Linked DNA regions of Homo sapiens: region 1 is linked to region 2. A link is a loop called in an ENCODE intact Hi-C map of the cell type or tissue named here. Cell type or tissue: HepG2. All regions are shown on one strand. Links, peaks and the distances in the headings refer to the core of each region. The heading gives the core; the rest is flanking DNA.

Evidence for each region. Hi-C counts contacts between places; a loop is a spot of excess contacts. Peaks named below come from ENCODE experiments on the same cell type or tissue, not always from the same donor. Only the 100,000 strongest peaks of a DNase experiment are listed, where the experiment ranks them.
Region 1: it touches region 2 in a loop (7-fold over the local background); 3 of 110 quality-filtered maps call a loop at or near these places.

The regions. Positions count from the first base shown.
Region 1 is chr3:40,504,670-40,507,583 of GRCh38, forward strand. It overlaps ZNF620 (zinc finger protein 620), which reads left to right and starts at 1,370. Exons shown (of 5, transcript NM_175888.4): 1 at 1,370-1,469; 2 at 1,635-1,707. The coding sequence starts at 1,684. In HepG2, for the core only: a CTCF peak has its summit at 1,217; DNase peaks (open chromatin) are centred at 132, 1,312 and 1,692; H3K4me3 peaks cover 1,755 bases.
Region 2 is chr3:40,326,599-40,329,512 of GRCh38, forward strand. No RefSeq gene overlaps it. Among named protein-coding and RNA genes, the nearest start is that of EIF1B, 18 kb to the left of the region's middle. In HepG2, for the core only: a CTCF peak has its summit at 1,204 (motif pointing right); a DNase peak (open chromatin) is centred at 1,213.

The sequences.
Region 1 (2,914 bases), core at 115-2,614, 180 kb after region 2:
AATGGCTCCCAATGGTTCTCATATCCTGGCATTCAAACCTTGTGTATCTCTTCCCACACTGAATCATGACTAATCTGAGGAGAATGTATTGAGGAAATCATGATGCATGATTTCCAAAACTAGGTCATAAAAGCTTTGGCCTTGGCCTCTTGGATTGCTCACTTTGGGAGAAAGCTACATGCCATGTTGTGAAAACCCTCACATGGGAAGGAACTGACGCTTCCTGCCAACAACCAGCACCCACTTGACAGCCATGTGAGTAAACCACCTTGGAGGTGGATCCTCCAAACTCAGTCAAGCTTCAGATGACTTCAGCCCCACATGACACCTGACTGCAACCTCAGCAGAGACCCTCAGCCAGTACCACCCAGCCAAGCTGCTCTTGAATTCTGGGTCCACAGAAACTGTCAAAAGATAACAATGTTTATTGTTTTTAGCCACAAAGCATTAGAGTAGTTTATTATCCAGCAGTAGATACATAATATACTCTCCATGGCAGGACTTGTTTTGAAAGTGGTGGATAAATCTAATTCCTGTGGAAGGAATAACTAAAATCTGTTTCCAGGCTGGGCCGGGACACACATCCCAGTACAGGGCAGGAAAGGGCTCTAAGCCAAATGTTAATAGCTCTTTCGCTAAACTTCGAAAATTGTCCTTAAAAAAATCTATTTCCCTAAAGCACGCCACATATTGGAGTCCCAGCAGCACCTATTTTGTGTCTTCAAAAAACACAATTGGAAAACAAAACAATACAAACTCACGAGTACATACTATGTGCCAGGCACAACTGTAAATAATTTACCTATCAATTAACTAATTTAATGAATTAACCCTGAACAGCCTCAAGAGGTTGGTACCACCATCATAATACCCATTTAATAGACAAGGAAACCGGGGCAAAGAAACTTGCTGCAGGTCACACAACTAGCAAGTGGTGCAGCTGGGTTTCTGGACCTACGTAGTCCATACACATTCGGCCTTCTGAGTAATGGGTTCGCCTTTCCCCACACCCACTTTTCCCACTGCAGCGCACCCACACAATCCAGACAGTTTTGGCGCATGTGAAGGGCGCGATGGTCCCTTCATTATCTGGAAGGACACCCAGAGTGGCAAATGCCAGATAACCACGAATAATACCCAGGATAGTAACCATTCTGTGGCCTGAGCTGGCCAGACGTCATGCCCCGAAGGAGCTACCAGGTGTGGGCGCTGCAGGACCCCTGCCTGGGGCCGCCCGCTCGGGCCCGTGTTGTCTCAGGCAGTAGGGACACTGGCGCTGACGGCGGGGGTAGGAAACCACAGAGACTGGCAACTTCCCAGGTTCCTAGAGAGGAGGGGCATGGAAAACGCACTTCCGGCGGAGGGTCTCAAGCTTTCCCCGGTGTCGGCGGCAGGTGGAATTTCCACGCTTTATCTGCGCCTGCGCCGCGCGGGATTCGCGGTCCGAGCTGAAGAGGTTCGCGGTCCGGGTAACTGATTGGTTTTCCTGGGGCTTGTTCTGCCTGGTTTTGCAACCCCTTTGCTTTTTGGGGTGAGGAGTTGGCGGAAAGGAGAGGGGCCCAAGTAGCACAGAGGGCATTTGCGGGGTGCGAGGCAGCATCAATCTCACCGGTGCTTCTTTATTTTCTCTTCAGTTTCACTTCTCCGAACCCTGAGGCAGTGTGTGAAGCTGGGACGCCAGCCATGTTCCAGACCGCTTGGCGCCAGGTGAGTGAGCATCCTCTCCCTCCCTCCCACCCTTTAGATGTCAAGAGAGAGCAGGTGTCACCTCTGCATTCAGATCTTGAGTTGTGTAGGCCAGTGGCTTCCATTGTGCATCTGTCACTATGAGAGGGATGGAGAGGTGAGAATGCCCAAATTAAGACTAGAAAACTAGTGAGTGTGGGGGGATTGGTTGGGATTTGGCATTTGAAGCCAGCTTAAAAATAAAAATTATGAAATGTGGAAATCTGCATTATTACATCCAATAAAGACCCCTTTCACCCTAGTCCGCAGGCTTGGAGAAGTACTTACTTCTTCAGTATAGCAATTCTAGTAACTGTTTTGTAGATTCCATTGTATTTTCTACATAGGTCATCTATGAGTAAAGATAGTTTTACTCCTTTCTTTCCAGTCTGGATGCCTTTTATTTTATTTTGTCTTGCCTTACTGCACTGGCTAGAAGCATTATTTCAATATTGAACAGAAGTGGTGAGAGCAGATATCTTTGTCTTATTTATGCTTTTAAAGTGAAAGCATTCAATCTTTCACACTGAAGACTGATGTTCACTGTAGGTTTCTTGCTTTTTTGTTTTGTTTTGTTTTGTAAATGTCCTTTATCAGGCATTCTCTTCTAGTACTACTTTGGTGAGAGTTTTTATAGGAATGGATGTTGGATTTTGACAATTGCTTTTTCTGTGTCTATTTAGATGACCATATGGTTTTTTTTTTTTTTTTTTTTTGAGATGGAGTCTTGCTCTATCGACAGGCTGGAGTGCAGTGGCGCGATCCTGGTTCACTGCACCCTCCACCTCTGGGGTTCAAGCGATTCTCCTGCCTCAGCCTCCCGAGTAGCTGGGACTACAAGCACGCGCCACCACACCCAGCTAATTTTTGTATTTTTAGTAGAGACCAGGTTTCACCATGTTGGCCAGGATGGTCTCGATCCCTTGACCTCGTGATTCCCCCACCTTGGCTTCCCAAAGTGCTGGGATTACAGGCGTGAGCCACCGTGCCCAGCCTCTCTTTGTTAATGTGGTGAATTACATGATTTTTCTTTCAAATATTAAACCAACTCTGCGGTGGGATAAAACCGACTTCGTCATGGTGTATTATTATTTTATTAGTACTATATATTGAATTTAATTTGTTAAAATTTTATTTAGAATTTCTGTATCTATGTTTATGAGGTATTGATTTGCAGTTTTCTTTTCTT
Region 2 (2,914 bases), core at 208-2,707:
ATTTAACAAATGTTAGCTTTTCATTATTACATATCAAGGGAGAAAACATTGGTCATGCTATCTTTATGGAAATCAAAGAGGAAAGGATATGAAAATGTGAAAGGGTGAGATCTAATGTGGAATTTCAATCGTCTTTTTACAAGCAGAGCTGTGGAACCCTGGGACTAACCCTTTGTAGTTATAGCTCCATTTTTTTTTTTTTGGCAACTTTTCTCTTTTTTTTTTTCTTGATCAGTGTTGCCAGAGGCTTATCAGTTTTTATTCTTTCATCTTTTCAAAAAACCAACCTCTAGCTTTAGTGATTCTTCCTATTACATGCTTATTTTCTGTTTTATTAGTTTCTTCCCTTATGAGTTTTCTTCCTCCTACTTTCTTTGCATATTCTTTTTGTAACTTCTCAATTTAGTTGCTTAGCCCATTAACTTTTAACTTCTTTTCGAATGTAAGCACGTAAGGATGTAAATTTCCCTTGCGCAGCCTGCAGATTTTGATATTTAGTATTTTTGTTAACATTCACGTGCAAACATTTTCTTTTCTTTCTTTCTTTCTTTTTTTTTAGACGGAGTCCCGCTCTGTCGCTCAGGCTGGAGTGCAGTGGAGCGATCTCAGCTCACTGCAAGCTCCGCCTGCCGGGTTCACGCCATTTTCCTGCCTCTGCTTCCCGAGTAGCTGGGACTACAGGCGCCCGCCACCACGCCCGGCTAATTTTTTGTATTTTTAGTAGAGACAGGGTTTCACCGTGTTAGCCAGGACGGTCTCGATCTCCTGACCTCATGATCCGCCCGCCTCGGCCTCCCAAAGTGCTGGGATTACAGGCGTGAGCCACCGCGTCCGGCCTACATACAACCATTTTCTAATGCCTGTTTAATAAGGTGTCCTCCACTCCTTGGGGAGCTCTGTGGTCTATCGCCCTGCTCAAAGCCTTCAGAAATACGCAGTGCTGTTGGCATCCTCCTCAACCTTGTTCGTTTTCACTACTTGTGGCAAAACTAATTCAAATATTACATGTGGATATAATTAGGTGTTAACTGATTTCCTTGAAGACAGCATTAACTTTCCACTTTCTCATTATCTTGGGTGTTTCTATGCCTCACAGTGTGGCAGGGATATTTTTACTCTGCTTTAGTTAACCGCAAATCCACAGGTGTGTTTTGTACTTTCACTAGTTGAAAACTGGTAGATGCAGTACTCACACATGGCCAAGAGATGGTGCTATTGACCCATTTAGGTCCAGCCTTTATGTTTTGTATGCTGTAGTCATCTAATTTGCTTGCTTGTCTTTGAGTTTGTTTCAGAGAAAAGGTCCAACATCAGAAGAGTTGAGAGGTTATATGATACTGGCTAAACTCTTAGATCCTCTAGGCACTCAAGAAAAAAACATAACAAATAAAAACTCTGGTTTTAAAGATGCAGAGAAATGTCTGGCAATGCACCCTCAGGGGACCTCTCATTCCAGAAGTCTAGAAACCTCCCAGAAGGAAGAAGCACTTGCTTTCCTGTGTCCCTATGTTTGCGAAAGCTACTCAGCCATTCCCTGGAGAGGTTTCTCTTGGTGCAGTCTCTCAGCTGACGTTTTGGATCACAAATGAGCAGTCCGCACATAACTCAATTTCAAGAGTTAAAAATCTTAGCCTTTAGTTGGGAACAATTTTCCAACAAACAGGATGTGGAAGTGATGTTATCTGAGGGAAGACATGGTGCCTCTGAGCTGTTAGACCTTTCCAAACTACACATATGCCTGGCCTGTGTTCACAAGTATACACACACACACACACACACCCGCCCCCCCCCCACACACACACTCATTCCCCTTCTCTCTCTCAAGTGACCTGATCTCCAATCCCTCTGCAGCCTCCTGAGGGCTTCTTATTCTTTAATATGAATGAGAGTCACCAGGCAAGTTTATTAAAATGCAGATTCCAACTCAGGAGGCCTGGAGTGGCCCAAGGCTCTGCATTTTTAACAAGCTCCCAGGGGATACCGGCCATCTGGGTTTGCAGGCCACATTCTGAGGAGTAGAGGTTCGTGGCAGTGCAGAGTGGCATAATGACAGGCATCAATGTGGTTGATTCAGAGATGCCCCAGTGTTACCGGATCAAACCCAGGGTCGGGCTGCTTATTCTCAAGGCCCAGTAATGAGATGCAGATGAACTGGGAGAGAAGAGAATTTATTTCTGTAACCGGGTAGGCAGACCAACTTAAAATTACAAAGCTTTCCATTGTTTATATACCTTCTAAGCTATATGTCTATGTGTAAGTGCATTCATCTAAAGACATAAGTGGTTAACTTCTCCTAATATAACTAAGGTCTGAGTTTTGAAGACCTTTCTCTGGAGCCTCAGTAAATTTACTTAATCTAGATGGCTCCAGGTGCCGGAGTGATTACCCTTATCTCGTCTCCTGCTAAATCATGGAGGTTTGAGGAGTTCCTTTAGACCATCCTCCCCACCCCCCTGCCCAGTAAAACTTGTTTGTGGAGGTCTGGGGAGTTTCTTCAGACCCCCAATAAAACTTGTTTAATCCTACATGGGTCCTGTTAAGAATTCCTTCGTTATCGTGTCAGGCTTCAAGGCCCAGGAAAGGCCTAGGCAAAACTCTTGGTGGGCTTTGTTACATTCCAGCCTTTGCATAAGGAGACTGGCTCTATTAGCTTTTAATATTTAACCTAACCACTCAGTCAGTGCCGCAACAGTTGTCATGGAGGCTTGCCTGTTCAGCTGTTAGTGAGACCTGGCCTGCCATGCCAGGACTCAGAATCAGAAGCCCTGGATTCAGATTCGGGCTCTACCACTTTCCAGCTTTATGGCCTGATCAAGCCAAAGCCAGCCAGTCTCTCACAGCCTCAGTTTTCTCAGCAGCAACTTAAGGATAATTGTGCCTCGGATCAGAATGACTATTCTCGGCACAAAATGAG